Linked DNA regions of Mus musculus: region 2 is linked to region 1. The links are chromatin contacts, found by Hi-C or POLR2A ChIA-PET in ENCODE. All regions are on one chromosome and are shown on one strand. The core of a region is the stretch at or near the end of the contact, and the rest is flanking DNA. Distances in the headings are between cores, read along the strand shown. Region 1 holds the start of En2 (engrailed 2). Region 2 holds the start of 9530036O11Rik (RIKEN cDNA 9530036O11Rik).

Evidence for each region. Hi-C counts contacts between places; a loop is a spot of excess contacts on that map. ChIA-PET counts read pairs that join two places held with the same protein, here RNA polymerase II (POLR2A).
Region 2: a loop to region 1 is called in a map of ES-E14, with 8 times the contacts of the local background. The contact joins the promoter of 9530036O11Rik here to the promoter of En2 in region 1. A Hi-C loop is called at or near these places in 2 of 37 maps with a recorded cell type or tissue (both ES-E14). POLR2A ChIA-PET finds 5 or more read pairs at or near these places in 1 of 5 experiments (embryonic stem cell).

The regions. Positions count from the first base shown.
Region 1 is chr5:28,164,425-28,167,124 of GRCm38, forward strand. It overlaps En2 (engrailed 2), which reads left to right and starts at 1,272. Exons shown (of 2, transcript NM_010134.4): 1 at 1,272-2,700. The coding sequence starts at 2,103.
Region 2 is chr5:28,465,718-28,468,417 of GRCm38, forward strand. 9530036O11Rik (RIKEN cDNA 9530036O11Rik) reads left to right here and starts at 1,267. Exons shown (of 7, transcript NR_015562.2): 1 at 1,267-1,631. It overlaps Shh (sonic hedgehog), which reads right to left and starts at 1,384. Exons shown (of 3, transcript NM_009170.3): 1 at 744-1,384. The coding sequence starts at 1,046.

The DNA of each region.
Region 1 (2,700 bases), core at 22-2,521:
ATCTTGGGAGATGTTGGGGAAAGAGAGTAGAAAAGAGCCATTCTGTCAGCAACTGGAGGGAAGTTTAGAGAAGGAATAAAGACAGAGCAAGGGAAAACAAATTGGAGCTCCCCCTCCTATCACAGCATCCCTATTCTTTCAAATTAGCCTTGCTTTCTTCCAAAATCAGCTTAAATGTTTTGATACAAAGATAAGGAGATCAGTGGCCTGGTGGCTCAACATAGGAAATGGGGAGTACTGATGACTGGCTCTCTGTCTCAGTCTCTGTCTCTGACTGGCTCTCTGTCTCTCTCTGTCTCTCTCTGTCTCTCTCTGTCTCTGTCTCTCTCTCTCTCTGTCTCTGTCTCTGTCTCTCTGTCTCTCTGTCTCTCTCTCTCTCTCTCTCTCTCTCTCTCTCTCTCTCTCTCTCTCTCTGTGTGTGTGTGTGTGTGTGTGTGTGTGTACAGCTGTATTCAGGATCACTTGTGGGGTGGATGGGTTAAAGGTTTGGCTAAGCAGTCATCACTCATTTCTAAATTAGAAGATCATGTTATAACCCTTCTTAAATAATCCTTTTATTTCTCCTTTCTTAAATGGTGCACTAAAGTGTATTCTCGCATAGATAAAGATCTACGTTGAGGTTCCCGAGGAGCCACTGTCCACGGGTGGAATCTTTCCGTATGCATGCGTCTCCTGCACAGGCACAAACATGCATGCTGAGAGTAGGATTCTGCAGGTACCTGTGCTCTTGCCTGCCGATTAGGACTGCACGCTGCTGGGGAACCAAAGTGACAATTTTCCCCTCCACCAGCAAAGAAAGCGGGTCACAAACGTCCCTTTGTATCTCGGTACCTCATTTAATTTTATTTATGCATTTTGTGCAAGGAATTGTGGGATCTCACCACACCGTAAACAATATGGGAATGTTAAAAAATAACGATCTTTCGGCGCGTGTCCAGTTAGGCGTAGCAGTGACCTGGTGGGACTGTTCACAAGCTTCCTCAGCGTCTCTAACCGAGAGAAGATGAGGAGTGCGAGTGAGCACCGCTGACTCGCCGATGGATCTGGCTGGATTATAGGCTCCCGCGCCGGGAGCCCTGGGCACGGCCACTTTAAAGGGGGGAGGGGAGGTGGCGGCGGGGGAGGGGCGGCAGGCGGTTCCTGTCACCAAGCTGCCGCGGGCGCGTCACGTGGATGAGCGGCGCGGCTGCCATTGGCCCGAGGCACGTGTCCAGGAGACCGGCCCGCGACGTCACTTGAGGGGGCTCTGTTAAAAATAAGAACAAAAATCCAGAGTGAAAGTGTCTCAGGTTGCGCTAAGTGGCCTGAAATTTTCCCGAGCCCGCGCGAAAGCCGAGGCAGCGAAGGCGCGCGGACCGGGAGGGAGGGAGCGCAGGAGGCCCTGCCCGGCCCGGCCTCCCGCCCCTCACTCATGCGGCTCGGGCCGCGGGGCTGCGCGGGGCTCAGCGGGGGCGCAGCCGCTCGCCCGTGGGGCGCCCCGGCCCGCAGCGGGGCGGCGGCCTGGCGCGGGGAGCCCCGGGGCGGGCGGAGCGCAGCGCGGGCCCACGGCCCTCCATGTGCGTGCTGGCGGCTGCGGGCGCGCTGAGAACCCGCGCCCAGCAGCCTCGAGGGTCGGCCGGGACCGGCGGGTGGCAACGGCCGAGCAGTGGCTGCCCGAGCGGGCCCGAGCGGCAGTGAGCGCGGGCGGCGCGCTGCCTGCATGCGCGCGGCAGCGGCGGAGGCGGCGGCGCCGGAGCCCGAGGCTGCTGACCACCAAAAGGAGCGCGGAGTTGCACGGACGTCCCGGGTCCCCGGAGTGGTGCGGTGACCATCTAGAGTCCGGTGCGTCGCCAAGACCGGGACCCGCTTCCGTTGAATCGCCCGGCGTCCCTGCCGGCGGGGAGACTGGTGATTTGCTAACGCACTCCGTGGATCCGAACGTGGCTTGGCTCCGAGCGCGCCCGGCGACCTGTAGGACTCCAGCCCTGGCCACTGTCGCCGCTCGCACGCTCGGAGGACTCGGCTGCGTAGGAGCGCTCGGGGCTCGCTGTGTGCCGCGGATCGGCCGGAGATCGCTTTGGCGGTGGGCCGGTGGAGAGGCGATTTGGGATTTTCTGTGAAGTATGGAGGAGAAGGATTCCAAGCCCAGCGAGACGGCGGCGGAGGCGCAGAGACAGCCGGAACCCAGCTCCGGCGGCGGCTCTGGCGGCGGCAGCAGCCCGAGCGACTCGGACACCGGCCGCCGGCGGGCTCTGATGCTGCCCGAGGTCCTACAGGCGCCAGGCAACCACCAGCATCCACATCGCATCACCAACTTCTTCATCGATAACATCCTGCGGCCTGAGTTTGGCCGCCGAAAGGACGCGGGGACTTGCTGTGCGGGCGCGGGCGGAGCCAGGGGAGGCGAAGGCGGCGCTGGCACTACCGAAGGAGGCGGCGGCGGCGCAGGCGGAGCCGAGCAGCTACTGGGCGCCAGGGAGTCCCGACCGAACCCAGCGTGCGCACCCAGCGCGGGAGGAACGCTCTCCGCCGCCGCTGGCGACCCTGCGGTCGACGGAGAAGGAGGTTCCAAGACGCTATCACTTCACGGTGGTGCCAAAAAACCCGGCGATCCTGGGGGTTCCTTGGATGGAGTGCTCAAAGCCCGGGGCTTGGGCGGCGGTGACCTGTCGGTGAGCTCCGACTCGGACAGCTCTCAAGCCAGCGCCACTCTGGGCGCGC
Region 2 (2,700 bases), core at 17-2,516, 300 kb after region 1:
TGCAAAGCCAGCAAGTTCCAAGTCCCTCCCCTAAGGTACCGCGGGCTCTGGAGAAATGAGGAGCATCCTTAAAGAAATATCAATACATTCTCTGACCGGCACAATTGAGGACGATGGGATCGCAGTCAGGCTACGCGATACAGTGGGGACAAGACGGGCGCCTCTGGAGCTCCTGCCTTTTGTCAGAACTGCCCCCAGGCTTTCTCAGTTACAGTTCTTTGGTGGTGGTGGGGTAAAGGGTGGGGTGGTCTTGGGAGAAAAACACAGAAAAGGAAAAGGTAGGAGCTAGGGGACGAAATGCTCCAGGCTATGTTTGCAGTGACCTGGAGGCCCTTTGAAGTGTATAGGGGCATCCCCTCTCCCTCCATTTTCTGCCTCCACTTGGAAAGGGCAGACTCCCTCAGAGTAAAGGTCTTTCTAAGTTTCAAGCTAGAATACAGGTAGTTAGAGGAGGTCGTCCCGGGAGACTAATTAAATGAGACTAATAAAATGAGACTAATAAGATAGAGAACCCCATCTTCTGGTGCCCCATTCCAGCAAACCCTAAACTTCCTGCTGGACCCTTCACCTCCTTTTTCCTCCCGGAAGAGGAGTGCTAGGTGGGCAGGTGGGTGGGGAAGGAGAGAGCAAGCCGCCTTCCTACCTGCCCAAAGAGCAAACAGAGCAGGGCTGACTGCTTGGTCACACGCACCCCCCCCCCCTCCCGGGAAGGAGTCTGTTTCCCACCCGCAATGGGTCTCTACCTGAGTCATCAGCCGGTCTGCTCCCGTGTTTTCCTCATCCTTAAATATGATGTCGGGGTTGTAATTGGGGGTGAGTTCCTTAAATCGTTCGGAGTTTCTTGTGATCTTCCCTTCATATCTGCCGCTGGCCCCTAGGGTCTTCTCGGCTACGTTGGGAATAAACTGCTTGTAGGCTAAAGGGGTCAGCTTTTTGGGGTGCCGCCTCTTTCCAAACCCCCTGCCGGGCCCACAGGCCAGCCCGGGGCACACCAGCAGCGAGGAAGCAAGGATCACCAGAAAACATCTGGCCAGCAGCAGCAGCATCTCGTCCGCGGAACCTGAGGACTTGTGAGCTGTCCCCGCGCTGTCTGTGCGCGAGCGGGTACGCGCGGGTGTGTGCGTGTGCGCTCCTCCTTGCGCTCGGCTCTCCCTTCCTCGCTCGGCTCGTTCGTTCCCTCTGGCGCTGCCTGGCTCTTTCTCTTCCTATATAACCTTGCCTGCCGCTGCTGCAGGGGACTTGTCTCCGATCCCCACCCAGACTGGGGCTGCGATGGCAGGCTGCCGGTCGCTGGTAACGGAACACATCGGAGTTGGGTCTCGAGACAGCAATTAAAAGACAAAAAGAGCCTGATTTTAAATGGTAGCAAGGCTGGAGAGCTTGTGAGACAGGCTGCCTTTCGCACTATATTATAGCTGGCAGGGGCGCATCTGATTGGCCAAGCCGCACAAGCTTGTCTTCTGATGTTAACCCTGAGAAAGACTACATTTCTCCCCCCTCTGGCTGCTGTGGCTTTATTTTCACCTGAAGGCTTCCAGTTTAAAAAAGAAAGAAAGAGAGAAAGAAAGAAAGAAAGAAAGAAAGAAAGAAAGAAAGAAAGAAAGAAAGAAAGAAAGAAAGTCTTTACTAAGGTAAAGGTGGGTGGGAGGGAGGAGGCCTGTTTATTGGAAAAATACCCCGCACTGCCTGCTTTGTGCTCAGGGCTGCTTCCCCCTTACTTTCTCTAAATGGAAGATGCTTTGGTTAAAGCCAGCATAAGTTTTTAAAGGACAGTCCAGATGCTCCCCCCCCCCCCACAAGCTTTGACCATAAAACAGCCTCTCAATTGTTTGAGGGCAACGCTGCCTCCCTCCTGTTTGCCTTATTTACACCCCATCCCCAGATGTGAGTGTACAGGACAGACGTCACGGGGTTGTGAAAACAGCTCACCTGAGCATCTCCTGAATATTTAGCATCTTTAGATAGAGGATAATCACAGGTGGCCACAACCTAAAGAGTTGCTGTTTTAAGTGCCCTAAAATACTGTCCTTTATTGTATCTCACTGACTGCACCACATTCAAGCCTCTGCAGGTGGATGGATGCATCCCAGCTGAGGGGCAGGTAAAGAGTGTCTGCAGAATGTGGTGGGGTACATAGGTTCAGTGGGTCTATGTGCTGCACCCCAGCATGGAGGGCAGCTGGTGTGTGCTTGGTGGGTAGAGGTGATCTGCCTGGGGCAACTGAAAGTGGGCAAGGCTGCATGCGTGAAGAACCCCTTCCAATCTATCCTAGCAAAGTGCAGGGCTGGGGTAAGTTGATGTGGAATTCAGGCTCCTTAACACAGTTGTATTTCACAGGAGCTTTGCAAGCTAATTTTCAAGGAAAGAAGCTGGCTAGGTGTAGGGCCTGCAGACTGAAGGTGTTAGGGATCTAGAGGACAGTGTTCTGGCCATAAGGGGCATCTTAGAAGAGGATATGCTGTCTAGAGGTCACTACTCTTGGGGTGTCCAACACTCTTTCAGGAAAAAGAAAAATTTCCAGAAAAGTCTTAGTTGAACCAGAAAAATAGAATGTGAAACGCTTTGTTTTTATAGATCATAGAAATCTGCTCTGGCTTTTCTCCCATCCTACTCACAGGCAAGATTCCTCTAGGATGGGCGAACTATTTATGTGGAATGGAATACCTGCTTAGGGACCGAGTCCTCCAGTGTTATCCCATG